Linked DNA regions of Mus musculus: all the other regions are linked to region 2. Evidence: chromatin loops called from intact Hi-C (ENCODE). Cell type or tissue: heart. All regions are shown on one strand. Region 1 overlaps Adamts17 (a disintegrin-like and metallopeptidase (reprolysin type) with thrombospondin type 1 motif, 17). Region 2 overlaps Adamts17 (a disintegrin-like and metallopeptidase (reprolysin type) with thrombospondin type 1 motif, 17). Region 3 overlaps Adamts17 (a disintegrin-like and metallopeptidase (reprolysin type) with thrombospondin type 1 motif, 17).

Region 1 (8,000 bases), 78 kb before region 2:
AGAAACTATTTTAAAAAGGATATAGAAATGTAGGAGAGTGTCTTTCAAATTTCAATGAAATGATACTCAGGATAGCATGAGAAGAGTCTCTAGTTAAAGCAGGCTTTGTGCTTAGCTTCGTTAATACAAAGTTCCAGAGAGACACTAAAGAGGAGCAGGCTTTCCTCCCATTTCCCTCGGCACACCTCATTAGCACCTTCGGGCAGCATCCTCCTGCATGCCACAGGACAGGCTTTGAGTATAGGAGCCACTGAAGCAGAGTCCTGCCCTGTTCTGCAATGCAGCTTCTCTCCTCTGACACCCACCCTGTCTTCCCAGAGGGTTCAGCTTCCAGGCTTCATCCCTGTCAGTGGGCCTTGGATGAGACCTCTCTGAGGATGCTAACAGAGTCTCAGACCTAGATATGAAGGGGCCTCCTCACCCAGATAAGACATGAAGCCTACATCCAGACATCCCATGTCCATCAGAGTTCTGGCTGTCTCTAAGTACCTATTTCCCACTGACTCTAATCACTTGCTATATAAAGCAAGGGTTTCTTCATGGTAAACTTACGAGGGCTGGGGAGATGGCTTACTGGCTGAAGTGTTTGCCACCCAAGCATGAATAATGGAGTTTGGAATCCAAGAATCCAAGTCAATGCTGGATAGGCATGATATTCTGCCTGTACTTTGAGCCCTGGAAGACAGAGACAGGTGATTCCCCAGAGCAAGCTGGCTAGCAGAACTAGCCACCCCAAGGATCACAGGGCTTGGCTGAGAGATCCTGTCTTGATGAATAAGGTGGAAGAGCTCTGGTGGATGTGTCCCAACATCAGTCTTGGGCCTCCATGTGCACACATGTGCACACAGGATGCACAGCTACACAGTGCAAACATGCATAAACACATGTGCAACACACACGTACAAAAATGGAAAAAGAGAAGATCCATAACTCAAAAATGGATGAAAATAATTAAAACTGCTATTCTGAAGAACACAGGAAATGAGAAATACTGACTAGCTACGTGGTCTACGACCTAAGTAATCCCCCAACCACGCATGGCAGGATCACATGGACCTACGCTGATTTCACAGATTGACAGTTTTGCTCCCTGTAATTTCAGTTACGGACAATCAAACATGGTCTAAAAATATAAAATAGGAAATACTACAAATATATAATTCATAAGTATTAATGTGATTATTTTGTTTATCATTGTTATTAACCTGCTACTGTACCTAATTTTAAAGTTAAACTTCTCATGGGCCTGGGTGTCTAGGAAGAAGCATAGCATATATAAGTCTTGGCATTATTCATGGTCTCAGCATTCCAGGAGACAAGAGGGACGGTAACCATAGAGACTGTGTGGAATAACCAGGCCATCGATGGGATCTTCCTACATGCATAGCGATTCTGCAGCCTTTAGAAAAAGGTACCCTTCATCTGTGGCACAGAGTAACAAAAAGAGTGGCTGTGGGAGGGAGTGACTGGGGAAAAGGTCTATGGAGGATGACACAGGTGGGACTGAGTTTACCAAGCATCCCATGCTGGGTTGTCTGGACAAAGCCTGAGTCATAGACACACGGGCCTGGGCTTAGGGAGATGTTTTGCTGAATCAACAAGGGCAGGGAGGCATGGCTAGATCCACTTGTGGTGAGTGTGAAGCAGAGGGCAGGGACTCTTATTCACCCTGGAGGTTCTCTGAAGCCGTTCAGGGTGGATCAAGACAAAACACATCTAGGAAGACTAAGACAACAAAATCCCAGCACAACAAAGCAAAAATGAGTTCATAATAGAATAGTCATTCCCCTTTGAGAGCAGCTAGTGGGCCTACATTCTTTATTCTGACAGAGAACTAGAAAGCCCAGGCCTTTGGGTGTCACAGCTTAGGCTCCATGGCTCTGTAGGGCCTGTGACAGGGAGGTGACAGCAAGTTGAAACCTTACCCTAATGTGGGGTCCAGCTATCTGAGGATGCACAGGAGACAGTCTGAGTACAAACAAACAAACAAACAAAATAAACAGAAAACAAAACAACCCCCCCAGAGGTTCTTGACCATGTCCTTCAGATATAGACACCAAAGATTCAGTGTAAGGGAAAGATGGCTGTTCAGGGGTGTGAGCTAGGACTGGAAACACAGAAACAACACAGAACTGCTCAGTAACTGTCAAAGGATGGCCCGAGACAGAGACAGCTGGGCACGAGGGGTTTTAAAGATGCACCTCTAGGGCTCAGAAGATGGCTTATTGTCACACAAGGATAAGGACCAGTGTTTGGATCACCTGCACCTACATAAACACTGGGTAGCTATGGCAACCCATCATAATCCTTGCACTTGGGAGACAGAGACAAGATCTCCTGAGCAAGACAGCTAATGAAACTTGTTGAGGTGTTGAGTTCCAGATTTAAGTTAGAGACCCTGCCTCAAAACCCAAGGTGGGGAGAAATCATAGCAGATGCCGCTCTCCACAGGCATGAGCACAGACTTGAACCCACACACACAGGACCACACATACACATGTAGAAAATGATGCATGTCTGATGTCAATCCTCCACGTTTAAAGCGTCATCTTTCAGGGCCTTCTAAACATTGATACAGCTCAGATAGATATAAACTAAAATGGTTTGAACAGGCCCTGCCCAAGAAAAGGATACCCAAGGGAGGCATACAAAGATGCTCAACTTCACTGCTGGTGAGCGAAACCTAAACCTTAGAGATGCTACATCAGGCTTGGTGTGGACACCAGAATGTCCACATTGGAGAAGATCAACAGCAGCATGTGGCAGCAAGGAGGTGGGACAAATAGAAACCCATGGGCTCATGGCAGCACAGACGGGGCAGCTGCCATGCAAAGCTAGCCAGTTGTCACGTGGTCCCACATGCAGGCACCCAGAGCCATCACCTTCACTTGCTGGGTGCTAGCACACACATGTGTGGATGCCGCAATGTGTGTGAGCCTGGTGGTAATGAACGATACTTTGCAGGACATTCTCATTTTCATTAGGTTTGACTTTTCTAAACGTGTTTAAGAATAAACGAGAATAAGGGAGTGAGGTTTTGAGGAGAAGCAGGCGTGGAGAGAAGGCGTAGCCCATCCACCTCTCACCCTCCCCAACCTGTTCCTGTCTCCTTACCAGGGTCGGCTTTGCAGCACCACGGACTGCCGTGAGCATCCACAGAGAAACAGTAAAGATAAGGCAATGGTAGACTGGGCGGCGGCCAGCCTGCCCTTCCTTGGGAGGGATAGGACAGATAAATTCTTGTAAGCTACAAGAGGAGGATCCTGCTGGTGCACCTTGGGGCAATGCGTTTCTAGTGTTAAGATCTCTGAGAAGTATCTATGCCAAATTGTCACTGCTGCTAAGAATAGGCAACTTAAGAGTTTTGTTTGTTTGGTTTTTTTTATAACGAGGAATCCATAGAAAGTCAAGTCATTATACTGAAAGCACACACGTGGAACTCACTAGGGACATGAAGCGAAGCACAGTCATAGAACTCTACTCTACCCTTCCCTCCTCTGAGTACCAAGTGACTAGCTGCTTCCCCTTTGATGTGGCCATGGGGTGACAATGCCGCAGTGGCCCTGATGTTCCAACCTCTCTCCTCTGCTCTTCATGCCATCCTGCAGGTACCGGGACAGAAAGCATATTGACATATGTTCACCTGAGCCTTTCTCTCTGCCTCCCCCTTTCACCCAGCATCAAAATCCAGAACAGAGATGAATTTTTCCACTAACTCTAAGCAAGAGCAATACAAATGGCAGGAAAGAACAAACATAGGAAGCTGCACCCCCCCCCCCACACACACACCTCTGTGTGTACTGGGAAGTAAAACCACCAATAGCTATAAAAATCAGGACCAGGAAAAAAGGGTGGGGTGATGGGGGAGTCTGGCCAGTATCTTTGGACAGTGAATAAACCAGCTGCAGAATAAAGGGAAAGGAGCCAGGGATGTGCAGAGAAAACCATGGGGAGAGGCTCATGGGAATGTTCCAAGCTGTACACAGTGGTGAGCTCTGGCCATCCTCTAGGAATATCAGGGCAGTGAGCTGTCTGATTTAAGGAGTGAGACAGAGAATATGTTGTTATGGTCAGAGCTTGGCGCAGAGTCCACAATCAGCTGTGCTTTGTAACAATCATCACACAGGCATTGTGCAAGATCAGGCAGTACGCTCTAAGCCCTAATTGCCTGCACTGCTGACCCAGTTACTTAAGGAAACACCAGGGCTGCTGGGATCCACCTGCCTACAGTCTGACCGTGTTTTTCTCCTTTTTCTGGGTTGGCTTCGGGAAGGTAGGATGGACTCTTATAGACTATTTTCCAAGGAGACAGGAACAAGTTACTCCCATTCCCAACAGGAAATGGAGGTGAATGGTCATTGCAAATGATCAGACTGACTACCAAGGCATCAATATTACAGGATCAAAATTTTCTAACTTGAAAAACCCAAGGCTGGGTTGACACGCTCAGGCTTATTCCTGAGCACTTCTGGCTATAAGTGACAGCATTGCCGGGGATAAGTGGACTACACGGCCTGGCTTGTTAGAGCATCCAAGAGGTGATACAGGTTAAGGGAGCTTATTGGTGACCTATTATTTGGTCTGTTGGATTTGGTTAATTTTAGTGTTTCTGAAGTGAAGAAAGACATTAGGGATGTATAATGGAGGCCTTGGAAAGGCAGAAAGATTGCTTCTAGGAAAACAGGATGCCCAAGCTTATTTTATTGAGCTACTGCTCTGCAGTAGGCAGGGAAGGGAAGGTGGAGCCTGCCCTAGGCCTACAGGAAGCTCCAAGGCCAATGAGAACAAAGCAAAACTCAACTGAGTTGAAATATGAGTGGCAGAGCAGCTGCAATGCTAGAAGGATGCTTAGACAGAATAAAGTGGAACCCCACTTTAAACAGGGTGGTCAGTGAAGGGGCTCCTCTGGGGATAAGCAATTTGCACTGGGATCTTAATAATGGCAATGGCAAGTTAGGCCTAGGAGAGTGCTGATGAAGGCCCTGGGCTGGAGCACTGTGGCTGAAGAACAGACAAGATGCTTCAAGGGGAGGGTGGGCTGAATGGTGGTCACGTTGGTCCCCTAAGACAGGCTGGCTGTAACAGGAGAACATCACTGTACTCAGAAAAAGGGCTGCAAAGGGGATGCACTTCAGGATCTTAAGCTGAGGATATCTCATACAGGTCTGAAATCCAATGGTATGTACATCCAATGGCATGTACTTCCAGGAGATGAGAAGGAAGATACCACATGAAAGTGTGCGCAGACTGTGGTATGCCTGTAAGCTGGGGAGGACAAAGACCATCGGAGCCACGAAGCCAGAACACATACAGGAAACACACTATCTTCCAGGCACTCAAGGAGGAACCAATCCCATAGAGACCTTTGATTTTGGACTTCTGCTTGCCTTTTCTCTCTCTTTCTTTCTTTCTTTCTTTCTTTCTTTCTTTCTTTCTTTCTTTCTTCCTTCCTTCCTTCCTTCCTTTCTTTCTTTCTTTCTTCCTCCTTTCTTTCTTTCTTTCTTTCTTTCTTTCTTACTTTCTTTCTTTCTTTCTTTCTTTCTTTTATAAAAAAAGGATTAATTACCAAGCCATTGGCTACTATTTACCTGTGTAACCTGAGGTAAGTCATTGAGTTGATATAGTAGTCTGTTTTGGATCTCCACAATGGGTATTAAAAAAAGAGCCTCTTCCACAGAACTGCCTGGCTAATAACCAACAGAGCCCATGTATTCCACAGTGCTTCAGGAAATTGATAAGTGGTGCCTGACTTGTTATAAACAGCTGCATGTGAGACAAGGGGGTAACCATGGACACAGGGCTGTGCCCTTGAGAAAGGCAGAAATGGGAGTTGTCTTAGCTAGTAGGGTTTTACTGCTGTCAACAGACACCATGACCAAGGCAAGTCTTATAAAAGAACATTTAATTGGGGCTGGCTTACAGACTCAGAGGTTCAGTCCAGCATCATCAAGGCAGGAACATAGCAGCATCCAGGCAGGCATGATGCAGGAGGAGCTGAGAGTTCTCCATCTTCCTCTGAAGGCTATTAGCAGAATATTCACTTCCAGACAGCTAGGACAAGGGTCTTAAGCCCATCCCCACAGTGGCACACGTACTCCAATGGGGCCATACCTCCTAATAGTGCCACTCTCTGGGCCGAGCATATACAAACCATCACAGTGGTGATATGTATGAAGAAGGTAGAAGTGAATAGGGAAGACAGTGTAGCTTGCAAGGGATCTGGTTTGAAATAGGGGTAAGGGGAATTGTGGGAGGGTGGGCAGGATTTTGTATGTCTTTGCTTGTTGCTGTAAACCATGCCTGGCATTATTTATACCTAACGCTGAGAGCAGGGTTAAAAAAAATAACATTAGAAGGAACACAGGCTTTGAAGGAACAAGAACAGTGGCCTTCTCTTTCTGGCACATTTTAAGCAACAGTCTGTCCCACAGCCACCGGACGCCATTATCCAACACCACTGTGTGAAAAGCCCACATGCCTGCAGCTGTGTGTGTGTGTGTGACCTTTTCATTCTCTCAATCCTCAATGACAAAGCATGGGAAGTAAAGAAGAGGTAAGTTCCTTCGTGACAGCAATGGGGCTGAGGGCGAGGGTTCGGGCACAATGGGGTGTTTGAGAATGCAGATAAATAAAAGAACATTGTATAAGCACTTTGTCTTCTGGGGTCACTGGGTCTGAAGGGATGGGACTAGATTCACAACACATAGAACCTCAGAGCAGGGCAAGCCAGGATGGGCACAGCAACATACTTCTAGGTACTGGGAAGTCTTAAGGAGACTCGCTCACAAAATGCCAGATACCCCTGGGGAGGACAGAGCAGCAGAAGGGCAGGTCAAGATGTAGTTGGGATTGACAGCCTTGGTGAGAAGCCACAAAGCCCTGGAAAGTCTCTTCTGCAAGTTGACTCCAGCAGGGGGATCTTAGCCAATAGCACTGCAAGATACAAAGGTTACCCTGGACCATGAAAAGTGTGCCTAAAGCATTTTCCTAGCTCTGGGGACATTGTGTGATATGTACAAGTACTGCTGTCACCTAAATAAATCAAACTGCCCAGCATGTCAGGACACAGGGGATGTTGAACATTTAGAGGCTCTGCGTGATGCTTGCTGGGAACCACCTGATAAGGGCTGACATATGTGATAAGCCAGAGGAGACCAGTATTCAGCCAAGGCTCTAAGCACAACAGAGACAGCCTTCTACACTCATATAAGCCCCTCCCACCCTGTGCTGAGCTGCAGTACAGTTCTGTGAGGTAGACAGGACAAGGTAGGTGTCGACATCCTGGTTCTGTTAGTGACAAGGACCACTTATGCAAGGCCAAAGGTATCCCACCAATTTTTACAATTTTTACCAGTCAGACAAGTAGACACTGCTGGGGGCTGTAGTATAAGGAATATGACTAGACTTAAGACTGGCCTATGCTAGTTTCTACATTTGGGTCTTCCTCCTCTCACACACCAGTGGGCTCTAATGAGGGAAACTAAGGCCCAGGGAAAGGAGAGTTTTCCTCAAGGTCAGATGGCCAATGAGTATGACATCTGGAGCCCAAACCTCAGGTCTATGAATCCAAACCCACGTCTCTCCTTTGAGAGTCAGAGCTATGACTTTCAACTGTGCCATGTTTTAAAAAATAAAACAAACAAACAAACACTCCCCTCCAATCATTTCTCACAACTCAGCCAAACGTCTCTCCCGCCCTTAGTAGGAGGTCATCTAGGCTTTCAATAAAGAAAGTCATTCCTAAAAGTTTAAACACCTACTGTGTGCCAGACATTAAGCTGTATCTCAATTGAAAAAGACATTTTACCTAATGCCAGTTGTTACAGGTCACTGAAAATTATGATGTTACTGTCACTTACTAAACTAAATTATGATGTTACTGTCACTTACTAAACTAAATTATGATGTTACTGTCACTTACTAAACTATAGATGTCACCTCTCCTTATAAAGGATATTTTCCTAGTGTTGGTTAGGTCTTGGCATCACCTGGAGTGGTGA
Region 2 (8,000 bases):
TTCTGGGTAGGCAGCTTGGGCCAGCAGTCCTGTAACCTGGCAGCATGAAGTCGACACCTACATTTTTATCCTAACAAACTACAATGGTTTTTGAAACTTTTAGGGGGTAGTGGGAGTCGTTTTTGTGTTTGACAAAGACTCATGACATTGGCCAGGCTGGCTTTGAACTCAAGATCTTCTTGCCTTCAGCTCTCTGGCCTCATCCTCAGCCATCCTCCTGGTTTCTGCTCCTATGTGCTACAGATGTGTGTGACCACACCTGGCCAAACTATGAAACCTTTAAAACACTCACAATCTATGTTTTGGTCTATAATTTAAAAATAAACTTCATCAGTCCCCACCAGTGGCTTTAAAATCCTTCTGTCTTCTCACTATAATTCAGTCCCTGCCCCTTTCCTAGTAAGCTAAACTGCCTTCCCTCCACCTAGGGAAAGTGGGGGTTTTAGGCAGAAGTAAGTTTGGGAAGAACCTGTTTACCTAAAATACCTTCATGGTGTGGGAAACGATAAACCTCAGGCTCCTAGAAAGCCAGAGATCCCCAAGGTAACCTGAGTTGAATTTTTTTTCTGCAAATTCAAATGTTCCTCGGAAGGAAGGGTGCATTCTTGGCCCTGAGGCCTGATCGAGCATTTTGAACCCTGATCGATCTCTCCACATGCGTGCTTGGATGGAATCGAGGGCACCCCACAGACAAGGTCATGAGGAAGGGCTACTGAAGTGTGAGGGGGGAGCCTGGGAGAGGCAAAGTGCTTGAGGATGTGTTGGAATCCACTGTGACAGAATGCCTGACACAGACACTTGAGGAAGGAAAGCTGTATCTTGGCTCACAGTTACAGAGATGTAAGTCCTTAGCGGCTTGTTCCACACAGTTGGGCAAAATATTATGATGGTGGGAGCATGCAGTAGACAGGGAACAGAAGGAAAGAATTATGGTTAGAGGTCAGAGCAAGATATGGCCTCTTAAGGACATATTCCCCGTGTCTCACTTTTGCCTACTGGGCCCTAGTTTGTACTTTCGCCCTCCCACAGTCATGCTACTAGATAATTCACTGAGGGATTAGCCCACTCATTAGGTCAGAGCCCTCATGATCTGACTGTATCTGGAAATACCACATCTGCATAAGTGTCTCTGATCCCCCAGGTATTCCCCCAATCCAGTAAAGCTGACAAGGAAGATGGCCCATCATGTGGAGAGTAAGCATGCACACTCGGTTCATCCTGTTTGTAGCCGTGCCTTTCTCTGATGCTATGATAAAATACCCCGACAGAAGTGTCCTAAGGGAGAAAAGAGTTCTGCTGGCTTAGAGGTGGAGGATACAACCAATCATGGAGGGGATGTCATCGTAAAAGGAGCACAACGGGGCAACTGGTGGCATTGTACCTGTAGTTAAGAAGCAGAGAAGTATGGCAAGTTCTCAGCTCACTTCTCTTTTTATTTCGAATAAGATCCCAGCGCATATAATCATGATGCTTCAACAAAGGTAGGCCTTTCTGCCTCAACCTAATAAAGGCTGACCATCACAGGCCTCCCCCAAGGCTCGTCTCTTGTAGGTCCAGTTGAGTAGCCACTCAATGGCAACCACCACACCAGCATCACTGACTAAGTGACAGACAGTTCCTGAAACCCAAAGGTCGAGTCTTAACAGTAAGTATGACTTGATTTGGAGACAGGGCCTTTAGGGATGCAATTCAAGTTAGACAAGTTTTAATAGTGGGGCCTTGATGGAACTTCTGTCCTCAGAAGCAAAGGTGCAGACACAAGACAACCAGGTGACAGACAGTTTCTTCCCCTGCTTTCTGAGTATGCATAAGAAGCCTGGTGAGGATGTATTGAGAGGGTAGCCATCTATAATCCAGGAAAGAGGGCCCTCACCAGAAAACATGTGATTTCATTTGTCTTCCCACACTTGACTTCCCAACCTTTATGAGAGGAAAAAAAAAACCAGCTTATTACTTATACCTACCAGTCTATGATACTTTGACAGGCAGCACAAGTCAGCTGATCTACCTAGAGTGCAGCCCAGAGTTCAAGCAGAAGTGCCTTGGGTCCGCCATGCTCACGTGGACAACCCATAAGAGAAGCTGCTGCCAGAATTCATAGCCCTCACTGCTGCAAGGCACGGGCCCTGGACTCACTGTGAGAACCAGCTTGATGTCCAGAAACCACAGTGGAAAGCTAAGGGTCGACAACCATGGCTGGATGAAAGTGCTGATGTGCCTGGGTGTGGAAACCCCACAACACCCCAATCCGCTGTATCCAGATGCTTGCAGTGGCCTTCTGCGACCATCTAGCAACAGAAGGCCCTGCAGAAAGGAGATCCTACTGCTGCTTCCACGGGGTGGGTCTCAAAGACAAGAGGTTATCAGGCATTCTATTTGCTCATGGTTGGATCCAGCAAGCACCGAAGCTTCTAGTTTTCACTCTCCATCTCACGAAACCCACAAATGCAGTGTCAGGGGACCCAAGGGAGTTACTGCTACAAAGGCCCAGGGAATGGTCAGGTTATGAAAAGGGCTTGGCACAATGACAAGGCCTGTGGAGTGACACCTACAGAGATGCTACTGTTTGACCTGGGGATGGTCACAAGGATGCTTGCTTTCCATAGTAAGACACTAGGTGGTCAAAAAGTCTGGTTGTGGTCATGGTGTGGAGGATGGAACCCAAAATAGGCCACTAGAGTATACCCAGGGGATGGAACTCTCTCTTAAACTGAATTTCTGGCTCACAAAGGTGTTCCATTTTTAATATTTATTGAGTGGGGGTAGGCATTGTTACAGATGTCTAATAAAGTTATGTCGATTGATGTTTACAAAATAAAGCAGAGGCAAGTAAATAAAATAGGAGTCAGTGGCCCTTGTTTAGCAACCTAGAAGTCATCAAGAAGAGAACTTAGAGAATAAGAATACATCTTAAGTACACTTATGTGTCACAGGTCCCCAAGGCCATGTTGTACACATTGGTCAATGTCCACTCTTACCCAATGTCTGCTGGATTACGTATCAGCCTCCAATCGTACGCGCTCTTTCTATACCTCACCGTTATGTCATCCAAGGACACTTGCAGTGTTATAGTCCCCAGATTTACCTCAGTCAACCCTGAACAGCAGCTTCAGCCCCTTCGGTGTCTCTAATGGATGGATAAAAGACAAGTCCCGCACAGAGATGTTTGCCAAGTTAGCAAAGAAAAAGAGACATTTTCTTAGAGTAATTAAGAACCCACATTTCTTGCTCAGTTCTTAGGCCATTCTCTTGGGGGATGAAACATGCAATTTTAGGGAAGCTTAGAGCAAGCATGAGTGCTTGTACTCTGGAGTTCATTCTAAGTACCTCCAGGCCCCTGCTCCTGGGCCATGAAGAAAGACGCACACCAGACCCCAAGCAGCTCCAGACACTGCCTCCTTAAACCACACCTTACCAGGGTACCATAGCCCCTCAACTAAGGAAGTAGTTTTCTTCAACACAGGGAACCAGCTGCCATCTGAATACTGATCCAATATTCATGAGCTAAAGTCAATGTTAGACCTGAGGAGGAGGGCAATTCCACACAAGTCTGATTAAAGCAAGCCATATGTAAAACTGGCCATGGGAGATCACAAATTCAGTGTGGGTTGGAAAACATGGTTTGCAGGATACATTCATCTTAGGAAACAGAAGTGAATTCTTGTAAGGTATGGAGACTTAATGACAAGGTATAACAATATGGCTCCTTAGCAACAGCATGGCCCCTGTTCCCATCAACCTACTATAACAAGCCCAAGGGAGACCCTAGGACCATTTCATCCTGTGCCGGACAGGAAGGAGAAATGTAGATATGCCATTTCACTAAGGAGTGTGTGTGTGTGTGTGTGTGTGTGTGTGTGTGTGTTCCCTTGGAAAGAAGGTTGAGAAGAACTATGCAGTACAGTAAGGTGGGTGCCAAGGGCAGCCAGAGGAAACAGCTGATCTGTGGCAACTGTCAGCAGTCAGGGCAGCCAGCCAGAGTCTGGGAATGTTCAGTGGTCGTGGTACAGGAAAAGCATGGCATGGAGTTTCTGGCCCTGCCTCAGAGTGAGGTCATTTCCTTGCTCTCTGCTTATAGATGCAGCTCACTGCCAAGGGCTACTTTGGGTGTTAGGATGATCCCAAACCACAGAAATAACATGTGTGTCAGGGTCTGTCTTTAGAAGGTCAAGAAGAAAATAAACAAATGTACTTTGGCTTTTAAGCAAGTTCACACATTTCATGTCCCCTCTGTACTGAAGGTGCGGCCACACGACACCCCAGGGCCAGGCTCCTGTTTGCACTCTGCTACCCTACTCCCACCCCAGACTGAGCCTACCCCACACAGCTCTGGCCAGCCTACGTTGGGCCTTCTCAAGTTTCTCTCCCCTCGGAGGTCTAAAGCTCACAGGCCCACTCGGCCTGTTCTAATTCCAATCCATCTGCCGTTTCCTGCTGCTAAGAGACTCTGGAATCTGTTTCCTTTCCCGTGGTCCCAAAGCCAGACCTTTGTCATCACCTTGAACTTGGATTGCTGGGAAATCTCCTCAGAGGTCACTTGGCTTGTCCCTCCCCTCCCAGACTGGCCTTAAAAGCGGGGCCTCTAGCAGTTCCTCCTCCTGGTCCTTCCTTGAAGACACTGCCCCCTCTCAGGGAGATGTCAAAAGGGAGCTTTGTTTACTTACTGGTCTAGCCTAGCCCCAGCTCCAGGGAAATAGCCTGTGTGAAGGATGTCAGGCAGCAAATGATAGGGGATCCCACAGCTATGGAAAGATGCACACGTCTGCACATGCGTGGATGCAGATACCCTCCCCACAGCAGTTTAGTCCAGGGTTTGGAAAGAAGCTGCACCTGTAAAGAGTCAGGTCAGGGACCACTGCATTTCTGTCCAGGCAAGCCCAGCTCAGCTGGACCTGCAGAGAAGAATGTTTGTACCTGTCATAGCTACACATGCAGAAGCATGAGTCTGAATGCATGTGTGTGCACGCACACACACACACACACACACACACACACAAACACACACACACACACACACACATACACACACACACACACACACACACACACACACGCGCGCGACACTGGTACCACACTATAGAAGATATTATTCCCATCTTTACTCATCACAGATGGACATGGGCACACCCCTACCCTCACACTGCAGGAAGGGACTTTTCCCAGATTCGAGTTACTACCAACCAGGAAGAAGCTGCCCAATGCAAACACTTTGGCTGAGGCCCCTCCTTCAACTACCATAGAGGAAGTAAAGTCTCTGCTTGGTTGTGGGGCTGCACAGATAGCTAGACTCAAAGACAGATTCCTAATCAGGTCTGTGCATAATCTGTTTCCAGGGACTACAGGAGATGGTGGCCACCAACTGTGCAAAGGCCAGGGAGTTTCTTACTCAAGCAGATGAATCAGGTTCTCACACAGGCATCTTTAACCCCTGAAGCTGCACATTTTAGTATTGAATGCATGGATATTTTTAAAAGGTTTCTAGTGTTCAGTGGATTTTCAAAGGGGTCCACGACCTCAAAAAAGTTGAAAGTACTTAAATACAGGAATCCCAGGACACAAAGACATTCCTCTGGAAAAAAAAAATCTCCTCAGTATAGCCATGCCAGACCAAAAGACCCTGGGAAAATCACCCCCTTGGCCCTCAGGGATTACTCGAACATTCCTCGGAAGGTGATAACCAGTAGAGTTTTAGAGAATGTGTTTCCCTTTGCCAGATCTCAACGAACTGACACGTGGAATGAATGAGGCAGGGTCTGTTATGATTCTCCAGCAAAGTTACTCTCAACAGAACAGCCGAGGTAATGAGAAGGTTGAGGTCTGGGTTTTGTCACCTCGGTGCAAGCACTTCATTGAGAAAGCATCTTGCATTGAGCATCCAACTTAAATCGGGTGGGCGCTGTGAGTATGAAGTCAGAAAGAGCAAGCGACCAGATGAGCATGCATACAGTCACGTACACAGATGACATAAAGACTGATGGATCTTAACCACTTTGACTTTGGAATGTCACAATGCTACCTGAGCCATAAACATATAAGAGAGGCCAAAACTTTGAATTTTCATCTGTGTGCCTGGGCTAGTGATATGGAACCCAGGGTGTTGTCTCATGACACTTAAGCAACAGCTAGCCCCCAGATCACCAGCGGACACAACCCATGCCTTACACTGGACTGTGTTTCTTCTGTAGATTAAGTGTACCCTATGCATTCTTATAGCATAGGGCATTTTCATCTGAAGACAGATTCATTGGGATATACACCTTTGTATGTCAAAGGAAATCTATATGAAATCCTGAGTGCTAAAATGTATATGTGAGTCTTGAACAAGAAACCACTGCAGTCTGTAGTATCCCTGTCAAGGCTGTTTTCCTGGGGTGAGGGTGGGCTGGGGCTGCTGCTGCTCCTCTTCCTCCTCTTCCTCCCACTCCTCCCCCTCCTCCACTTCTGCTTCTGCTTCTCCTCCCCTCCTGCTTCATCTTTTCTTCCTCTTTTTTGCCTCTTCCTTCTTGTCCTCTTCCTCTTCCTTTTTCTCCTTCTCCCTCTTCTCCTCTTTCTCCTTTTTTAAAAAATTTTTATTGACTCCTTGTGGGTTTCACAGCATGCACTCCAATCCCACCCATCTCCCTGTCCCATCAATCAATCAATCAATCAATCAATCAAAAATAAAACAAAACAAAGCATAGAAAATGTCACATTGTGTAAGCTGTAGTGTGTCACAGTGTGTCCTACAGTATACCTCCCTGATCACACATCTTCATTTGCAAATGTCCATTGGAATGAAGTCATTGGTCTGAAGATTCTAGATTCTGACACTACCATTTGGATCCTCACTGGGACTCTTTTTGGTTATCCTGTGTTGCCCTGTGCCAGACAGATCCTGTAGCCTTCCCACAGTTTGCAGACTTGGGGGTGGGCTAATTCAGAGCCCTGGATCTGGGCCTTGGTGGTAGTTGAGCTGCTCAGCCTGCTTGCTCACCCTTCTCCAAACCACCAGCATGAGCTCGCCAGCATTGCTCCAGCGAGACCACCCAATGCCTCCATGTCAGAAGGTAGGGTCAGCTCTCCTGTTCTTATGCCCATGGGGCCCACTCACCTGTCCCTCCAGAGACAGCTCCACTGTTCTGCTCAGTCAAGATGCAGGGCTCACTCTCCCAAGTGTTGCAGCCAGTGAGGGGCTGGGCTACCTCTCCTGTTCCTGCACCCTCCAGGCTGGCTCACCTTCCAGCTCCACTGTGTCGCCCAGGTAAGGAAGAGGGCCTGCTCTCCCAAGAGATATAGTCAATAAGGGGCAGGGCTAGCTCTCCCTTTCATAAGTTTAGGGGCAAGTTCTCCTGACTATCACAGGTGGTAAGGGGCAAGAGGTGGGGGCTATCACACACAATCCCTTTCCACCTCGCTCAACTGTGCTGACTGAGTGAGCTGCAACACCCACTCTGCCAAGTGCTGTAACTGGCATGGGTCACTGGGGCTGCTTCTGACGTTTGTCTTTTTATTGTATCTTGGTGCTTTTGACTGTGATGGATAGGCCTGGGAGTGTATGGCAGCAGATGTGATGCAGAGGAAGAATACACACTGATGGCCCTAACTAACTATCTTTGCCTTCAGGAAATTAGGTCTTCCACAAAAAATGGATTTGTTGTAGTTAACATGATCAAAATCACCATATAAACACATAAACCTTTTAGGTGATATAACTAAAAGGTAATAAAATTATATAATAACCATGACTGCCTTAAAGAAAAAGTAGAGACGTCTGTTCTTTCACTTTCATGACTAAAATCCAAAGGCCATTTCCTTCTGCAGGCCAATGGAGGTCATACTCACCCCAAGAGGATTCCATACATTGCCATGAGCACTTAAACAGAACACAGCAATGCTCCCAGAAGGCAGCCCCGTGCTGATCTATCATAGGCAACCAAGTACACAAAACCCCCAGACAGCTCCATCCCGTGGAAAAACCTTCCGAGGCAGTGTGGAACTGAACACATGTTTTTGTTTTCCTT
Region 3 (8,000 bases), 89 kb before region 2:
TTGTCACAGTACATGGAATAGTCTCAGGTTGAAAAACCTGAGATTAAATCCAATTCCATGGTTGTGCCCACTGGCACAGACCACTAGGAACTAAAGTTATGTTCAGCATGAACACAGGCTTCACTGGCTGGAGAATCTGAGGATTCTTAGAAGTACCTCCTCGTTGGCAAGACTACTGAAGCAGATGCTTGCAAGGGGTTGGGGTGGCTCAGTTGGCCCTGACCTAAAAGGTATAAGAGCTTGGACTTGTAAAGCTGCTAGAACAAGAATTACATCACTGGTTTGCAATATGCCAACATGCAGGATGATCCAGGCAAGTATGGCATTTAGGAAGCAGAGACCACTAGCAGGCTTCTTGAGAACTGTGAGCAATGCTTTGCTTCAGCAGTAATGATAAGAGCTTTCTTCCTGCTGTCCAGAAACAGGGCCTGGAACATTCTTTGCTACAATAAAGTATCTCAGAAGGGCCTGCTCAAGCACTCCTTGGTTTCTGGGAGGTGTCCTCGCTAAGACACATGGGGACTTAACGTATCTGTTAGATACAAAGCCAGGAATTGTTTCCTTGAAAGATTAACCAATGTGATTGGCTTGGGCTAGTCAGGGAGAAAACCTACTTAGGTTGAAACTGTTTGCTTTCGCGCCTCCATCATGTGAGGATGGACTATAAAGAAGCTATTCATGAGAAGTGAGCCCTCACCAGACAAAAAAATATACCCACTGTTGAGACCTTGGCTTTTTGTGCCTTTAGCATGGTGGGAGGCAGCTTCATCCTTTATAAGCCAGACTATATTCTTCACCACAACTGCTTGATGGGGTTAGCTCTGCTGGGACTGCACATGCTCAGGCTGAGCTGAGTCATGAGGAGATGACCCCTGTGGGCAGAGGTTGCTTTACCTGAGCTGTATCCCCTGCCCGTTGAAGTCATAGCCTCTCCATCCTCCTGGTCTTACTTCACCCCACCAGATGCTCCTTCTGATGGCTAGAGACTGACAACAGGGCAACAGAGCACTTCTTTCCTTCTTTCTCCCTTCCTTTCTGCTTTGAGTATTTGTCAATTTCCTAATAAGTCATGAGTTGGGGATCTGTGGCCCAGAGGGTGGAAGGCTCCTCAGATGTCAGGCACATCGCTCTCCCTGGACACTGTCTGCAAAAGTGCTTGTTTGTAAGTAAACAGAGTGTGCTGTCTGCTCATCCTCCAGTCATATCTCATACACTCCGGCTCTTTGTATAAATCATGGTTATCTAGAGGAATTTTCAAAGAGTTTCAAGATGCTGCTGATCTTTCAACCACTTACGCCTACCGTCATATAATACTCAGTCACTGCCAAGGGCAGGGCATGTGCTGGTGCCACTGGCCATGGAGGGCAGCAAAGACGTCCTTGAGAAAACCTTCTCCCTGATGACCTGCAAAAGCCCCCAGCTCCACTGGGCATGAGGAAACCTTTATCCACAGCCCCACCAAGGACAGTAGGAAAATCAGGTCACCTGGCATCTGCCATACACGCAGAGGTCAGCCTCGTAGGGTCCACAGGGTGTGCCATCCAGGACCCTGTCAGCCACCAGCAGCGGGGACTCCTTCCCGAGGGGTGAACAGTAGAGTTCACAGGGTTTATCTGAGGAGGGAAAAGTTGGTGGGTGTTGATATGGGAAGGGGTATATGGGCAATGTGAGGGAAGGGGGAGGGGGAGGGACAAGCACAAGTGAGCAGTGAGCCCAATGGCAGAGCCATTAGTGCAGATCAAGGTCTCAGTCACTTAGCTCTGTCCTCAATACCCGAGGACATTTAAAATAACACACAGATCAGAATCCCCTGCCTCAGTAAATGGAAGCTTATTGGATGGGAATAATGAGAGGTCATCAGGTGTTTGAGGCTCCCTGTGAGTGCCTTAGGGGGCACAACACAGCTCTGTTAGTCTGAATGGTCTAGTGTGTCTATTGCACACCAGTAGTAAACTCTATGCCGTCTCTAAGGTCTCACTGTTAAGAAGTAGCTTGAAAGTATGGGTCTTAACTTTCCTTTGGTCTAATGTGTTAACACGGAGAGCCAATGGATTTATCTGACATCAGTAATGATGATGATGTGATAAAGAAATCATAGACATTTATGATCATCCTCATGCCAAGCAACACAAAGTGATGTCTGCCCCACTTAGTGCGGATGAGCATGGGCCTCAGAGGACACGTACAACTCCTCCAACAGGAACAACCACACTCCTCTTTGTTCCATCTTGATGGTCTTTGACCATCAGTGTTTACTCTGACTGAGGAACCCTCGGGGCCCCAAATACCAAGGAATAAAATGGTGCCGCCAAAACCAAGCCACAATGTTCATAAATATTTATGGTCTCTAAGTGTATGCTTGGATTTGAATGGAAATGGGAATGGGATTTGGGCAGAGAGGTAGGAGCTCTTCTGAGGAAAGTTGGAGTCTGGAAAGTTCCAGCATGGAAAGGGATAAAAGTTTTGGTTCTTCGGTACAAATTTTAGAGATGTGGAGACTCTAAATCAGGGGAAGTGACTAGGTGGCCAGATGTTGGCTGTGATCTTTTAGGCAAGGCATTCTTCTGATCTCTACCTGACTCTGACTGTGCCACTCTGCAGATGGCACCCTCCAGGCTCAGGCATGTGGGACACCAGGGCTTGACAGCAGGAGTGAGAGGTGGAGATCCCTTCATTGGCTAGAATTCCCTGCATTTGCCCACTTCCTCACCGTCCAAGGATTATACTCAGTTCTTTCTCCCAAAGGGATTGAGGACAGTCCTTTTAAATTGAGAGAAAGGGGTTCAGAGTTCCTCTAAATTCTCTGAATAGTCGCTGCCCCTGCTATCCCCCCCCCCAGGTTGCTGTGAGTGGGAAGTTAAATCTCCAGGAGAAAAGATCCCTTTAAATAGCATGAGGTAGTGGGCTTCAGCTCTGAGCACAGCATGAGAACTCTTACATTATTAAAAGCCGTACAGCCACGTACAACAAGGAAAGATGCCTAGAATGCGCCCCCTGCATGGATGGTGTGTGCTTAGATGAGTTCTGGCTGAGGCTTCTGTCTGGCTTCTCAGAGGCCTGCCTGTGGGCTTCTCAGAGGCCTGCCTGTGGGCTTCTCAGAGGCCTGCCTGTGGGCTTCTCAGAGGCCTGCCTGTGGGCTTCTCAGAGGCCTGCCTGTGGGCTTCTCAGAGGCCTGCCTGTGGGCTTCTCAGAGGCCTGTGGGCAAGGGCTTCTGACTGACCAGAGGAAGCAGAAGCTACAGCCAGAGTAAGAAAGATGGGCTCTGAGGTTTGAGAGCTGGTGATTACATCAGCTTAGAGGTCTGGAATTTCTCCCAAGCGCCAGAGGGAACATGGACACCGCAGCTCACAATGTTCTTATAGCCCTCTCAGACTTTGTCTTTACTTTTAAGGCAGAGTCTAGTTAATGTTGAGGCCGGAATAAGTGATCATCTAAGTTCTGTCTTCTGTCTTGGCTACTCAGTCTTCTCTCTCACAGGCTGTCCGCCAGGACTTCATAACCAGTTCCCAGGTACCAGTCTTTAGCTGATTGGACCAGTAAAGTCCGCCTGACTATGAAGAGACCAATCGGTCTTTCTTCTGGAATAGCTAGACCCTCTAGACAGGTCTCAGTTAACTGGATAGCACTTACCACAGCCAGAATGACTGATGTCTTTTCCCTGACAACTCAACACTGAAACTCCATGACACGGAGAGGCCATGGCTCACAGCTGGCGGGTCGCAGAGAAGGCTAGGTTATTTTCTTTATAATTCAGAAATATGCAAAGTTCTGAAAAATGAGTGTTTTCTTATATGTGTGTCAAACTATTTGGCTGTAAAACCAGCCTTTTCTGACAGGAATGATAACCCACCTCATTAGCCATCACATCCCCCCCCCCCCCCCCGCAGGCCGCCATGTGTCCTCTTGGGTGCCAGTGGGGATGTTAATATGTGGCTACTGAGCCATCATTGAATTTCAAACACTACAGAGCTTTGAATTCTGAGCCGTAAGTGATCTGGAAGGATTCAGAGATGCGACACAGATTTACTTAATGGGACCTGTGGGTCTCCCTAGTTGGCGGTTCGAGGAGAAGTTTAGAGAAATGTAGACTGCACTGGGGCAGGGCTCCTGGAGGCCATAGAAGAAGGGCCTAATGTTTTCAGATATCTTGGTTCCAGCCCCTCATTGGTCCTTTGGGAACACCCTTCATCTTTGTCACAATGCTCCTCCATCTCTGGGCCACTTGGCTGAGTAGGAGTCACGGCTGTGACCCTCCCATCTCTTATTTGCTCAGACGCTCAGACGGGAGGGTGGGGGATGTCTCTTGTGTGAACCAAAGGAGCTGGGAAAAAGGCACTTTGTCCAGATGCGGCTTTCCAACACTTTACTGAGGATGGAGCCTGCTGTTGGCCTGGTCACATGGGTCTGAACCTCTGGACATTTCTACTGTGAAAAGATCCCACAGGGAAAGCAGAAACAGATCTGGCAAGCGGCCACCTCAGTGGGTTTCTGTCTTAGGGCTTTCCCTCTTTGGGATCTTTACTGAGGAGAGTCTTTGTTCCTCCTTTGGAGGTGGGATGGGTTTGTGGTCCCGAGTCCTCCTTCGGAAAGTCTACCTCTGCAAGAATTCTTTTTAAAAGAGGGAAAGGGAGAGGAGAGAAAATACTGCTTCCCCTTTACTGACTTGTGCGTCACTCGCCAAAGAATTCTGCAGCGATAGCAATGCTATGAATAGGGCAGTTATAATGGGCCGTGAGGAGCCAGAGCCCAACCGCAGGGATCACTCCTATCACGGCTCAGCTACAGCCGTGCCTCTCAGAAAGAGGGGTTCCAGGGGACCATTTATCATCAGCCATCTGAATCAGCCATCTATTATGGCATTGTTGCCCTTCTGAAATGCTTTTAAAATGCTGGCTTCTGTTTGTACTGAGAAAAATGGAACCTCATGCGTAAGAAGTCGTGGCAATTTCACCACAGAGGACATTGGGTCAAGCTACGCTCACAAAGCCCGGAACCGGAGGTCTCTCCTTCAAAGGCTGAACACCTCCAGTCTGTAAGTCTATCAAATATGGCTGGCTTCTTCAGGTCAAGGTATTTGTTAGATCTAGTTATTTGTTACGTGGGTAGAATGAGACAAGAGACAGATGGGTGAGAAAATGCAGCCTAGCCCTGTCAAAGTCCTCAAGGAGTCTCCTCATGAGGGAGGCCTGGGCTGACAGCAGTCTTAGTTACTATGATGATAAGGGGGCCAAAACATTCAGCCATTCAAGCGGTTAGTGGTCAATAGAGATTTAAGATGGAGTTGCTCAAGTGGGGTTTCTGCCCTGTATACATGAAGCAAGTCTGGTTAAAAACAAAGTAAGCAAGCAACAAACAGCCCCCCCCCCCGCCTCCCACAGAGCTGAGAGGAAATGTTCAGGGGACAGGGGTACCTTAGCCCTCATGCCTTCTGGCTCAAGGAAAGGGGGAAAGGCAAAAAAGGCTTCAATCTATCGTTCCCTGGCTCTCTGGAGACAACGAAAGGCTTGAGTGGTTCCCATCACAGCGAGCTGCTGTACTGGAACATGCACCATCTCTGGTAATATCTCGGTTCCAATCAGGGGTCTGAATATGCCTGAGGTAGCTGGGAGCCCCTAGGCTGTTCATGCCCAGACAGAAAAGTAAGGGTGCCTCCAACAGTACCCTATGTTTTGGGAGAGGGAAGTCTCTTGTCTCTTCTCTCTTTCTTCAGGGAAAGTTAGGGATGAGAAAGCTAAGCTCCTGGGGAATTCTGCTGGCTAAGTGACAGCATGGCTAAGTGACAGCACGGCCATTATTACGCCCCCACCTCCACCCCCGACCCCTGCCAATGAGGTATCTTTTTAAATACAAAGAAAAAATGTCTGGGGAATGAGCTTTCTATTTCTTCCAAGGTCCCCAGGTAAGCGGGTAACGTTAAAAACAACATGTGTTATTTTACAAGCTAGCTCAAACCTGAGAGGTCAGGTGTTGGGCTAAGCGCTGCAGATCTGAAGCTGTTGATGCTGGGGATATCTGGGCTCCCCCCCCTAAACATCTAGGCACATTTGAACTTGTAATTGCTGGTACCCGAATGGGGATTTCCTGGGGAAGAAAACCAAGACTTGGTGTGAGAATTCATTCTTCTGAAAGCCACTCGGAAGTTATAGAATAGGACTCAGTTGATTTTGTTCTAAGGATCCCTCACTGTGCCCGAGACTTCTTCCTTCCTGCTAGAGTATTTGGGTACTGACAGCCAGTGGGTTATTTTCTGAGTCCACTCTGTCTGCTGCTGGAGCTTAGACATCACGTAACCTGTCCCCTCCCATCCTCAGAATCTTCTTTTGCATGCTCAGGACAGGTGACAGAGGTGAATGTAGACCTAACTTGTACCTGGCTTGTGGTATGCTTGATAAATGGGACCATACTGTCAGTATCACAATACAAAGTACTGTTTCTTAAGGGGGAAGACTTTTAGGCAAAACCCCAATACTCTGGACTACGCCTTGGGGTGTCCTTACCTACAATGACCAAACATCACAAACTCTATGAAGACATGGCCCAACACCTAGACTTATTTCTAGGGACTGAAAACATAGTGGCAGCTTAAGGCATACAGTCTCCCAGTGCGGGAGAATGTTTTTTTTAGAAAGAAAATGTGACCAGTGCTGGTTACCCTCTTTCCTTTATTGTACATGGTTCTTAAAAGTCTTCCAAGTACTTCTAGGCAAAGAGTAAAGCCAACCCAAGTAAGCCAAGGAAAGCAAAATGGCACACACTCAAAACACACCACTCTACTCCTGGTACCTCAGAACACAGCAGAGTGGGAAACATACGCTAGCACACCTGCCTTGCTGAAAATGAATCTAGCCTACCATTTGCCTTTATGGCCTGTGGGGAGATCTCATGTTGTTAGAATTCAGCCTCACTATTGCAGGAGCAGGGGCAGGGGCAGGGGCAGGGGCAGGGGCAGGGGCAGGGGCAGGAGCAGGAGCAGGAGCGAGGACTAACTTGGGCAGAAGACAGCAGTGTTCTCAGGTGGGCTGGGCTGGGAGTTGGGGATTATGAGCATCTCTAACTGGGTTTTATAGTTCTTGGGAAAAGAGGGAAGGAGGCCACATTGAAAGGAAGGGTCATATGCCATTACCATCAACCACCACTGCTGTCAACAGGCCTCTCTTCTTGCTGCTCAGTCGGTCATGGGCTTGGCACTGCTGGTCCCGGAAGCTGGGCACACCCTTGGGGCAGGGCAGCTTCTCACAGGCAGCATGTTCTACGCTGGCACCCTGGCAGTGTGTGCCACCAGGTCCAGGGCTAGAAAAAAGAAGATCTGTGTTAGCCAGATGATCTGTGGGAAGAGTGGGGGTACTGGGCAGTTGCTAGGAAGGTGTAGGCAAGGTTTCCAGAGTAACTGGGTCTCTCATGTCGATCACATCTGGGTAAGCCCAGTTCCACACCATGCTAAACTGTGTTCAGCAGAAAACTGCATCAGAGGACTGTAAATAAAGGTGATCTGGAAACAGGACAGAGTGAGCTTCAGTTCAGCAAGATCCACAGGTTGTATCTTCCATCCAGATTTAAGACTTGGTCACATGTAACCTTGAACACCCCTATTCTGTTACTTAAAAAAAAAAACACTATAAATAAAGACCTTTAAAACACTCTTGGATATGTTCTAGAAGTTTCCATGTTTTAGGAGGAATAAAGAGTTCTCGTTTACTTTCTAACAAAGTGGGGTGATTAGTACATTCACACATGGTCGGTCTCTGGATATTGGCCAGTTAATTCTCAGCTCTGCAAGTGTGAAGCCAATACTGTGGTCTGGATTCCTGGGTGTCATGTCTAGACTGACTGGGTGATAAGCAGGTCTAGAGAATGGGCTGTGATCCCTGGCAGAGTGAACAAATGTAAGGTTCATCTAGACCTAAGGATGGGGTGCTAGTTGGGATGGTCCCAGTGTGGCTTTGCTTAGCTTCTCTGAGAGGCCCCAAGGCATCCTTGAGGGACTCTGACCTGGACAAGCT

The links. Hi-C counts contacts between places; a loop is a spot of excess contacts. Peaks named below come from ENCODE experiments on the same cell type or tissue, not always from the same donor. Only the 100,000 strongest peaks of a DNase experiment are listed, where the experiment ranks them.
Region 1: it touches region 2 in a loop (1.8-fold over the local background); 2 of 42 quality-filtered maps call a loop at or near these places.
Region 3: a loop joins it to region 2, with 1.9 times the contacts of the local background. A loop is called at or near these places in 2 of 42 quality-filtered maps.

The regions. Positions count from the first base shown.
Region 1 is chr7:67,030,602-67,038,601 of GRCm38, reverse strand. The region is part of intron 12 of Adamts17 (a disintegrin-like and metallopeptidase (reprolysin type) with thrombospondin type 1 motif, 17); the gene reads right to left. Among named protein-coding and RNA genes, the nearest start is that of 1700112J16Rik, 190 kb to the left of the region's middle. In heart, no CTCF peak of the experiment used is centred here; DNase peaks (open chromatin) are centred at 4,041 and 7,071; H3K27ac peaks cover 2,186 bases.
Region 2 is chr7:66,952,159-66,960,158 of GRCm38, reverse strand. All of the region lies in intron 7 of Adamts17 (a disintegrin-like and metallopeptidase (reprolysin type) with thrombospondin type 1 motif, 17), which reads right to left. Among named protein-coding and RNA genes, the nearest start is that of Gm33627, 120 kb to the right of the region's middle. In heart, a CTCF peak has its summit at 4,615; DNase peaks (open chromatin) are centred at 4,008 and 4,508; H3K27ac peaks cover 3,340 bases.
Region 3 is chr7:67,041,075-67,049,074 of GRCm38, reverse strand. It overlaps Adamts17 (a disintegrin-like and metallopeptidase (reprolysin type) with thrombospondin type 1 motif, 17), which reads right to left. Exons shown (of 23, transcript NM_001033877.4): 13 at 7,124-7,290; 14 at 1,486-1,613. Among named protein-coding and RNA genes, the nearest start is that of 1700112J16Rik, 180 kb to the left of the region's middle. In heart, no CTCF peak of the experiment used is centred here; DNase peaks (open chromatin) are centred at 4,324, 4,694 and 7,194; H3K27ac peaks cover 1,877 bases.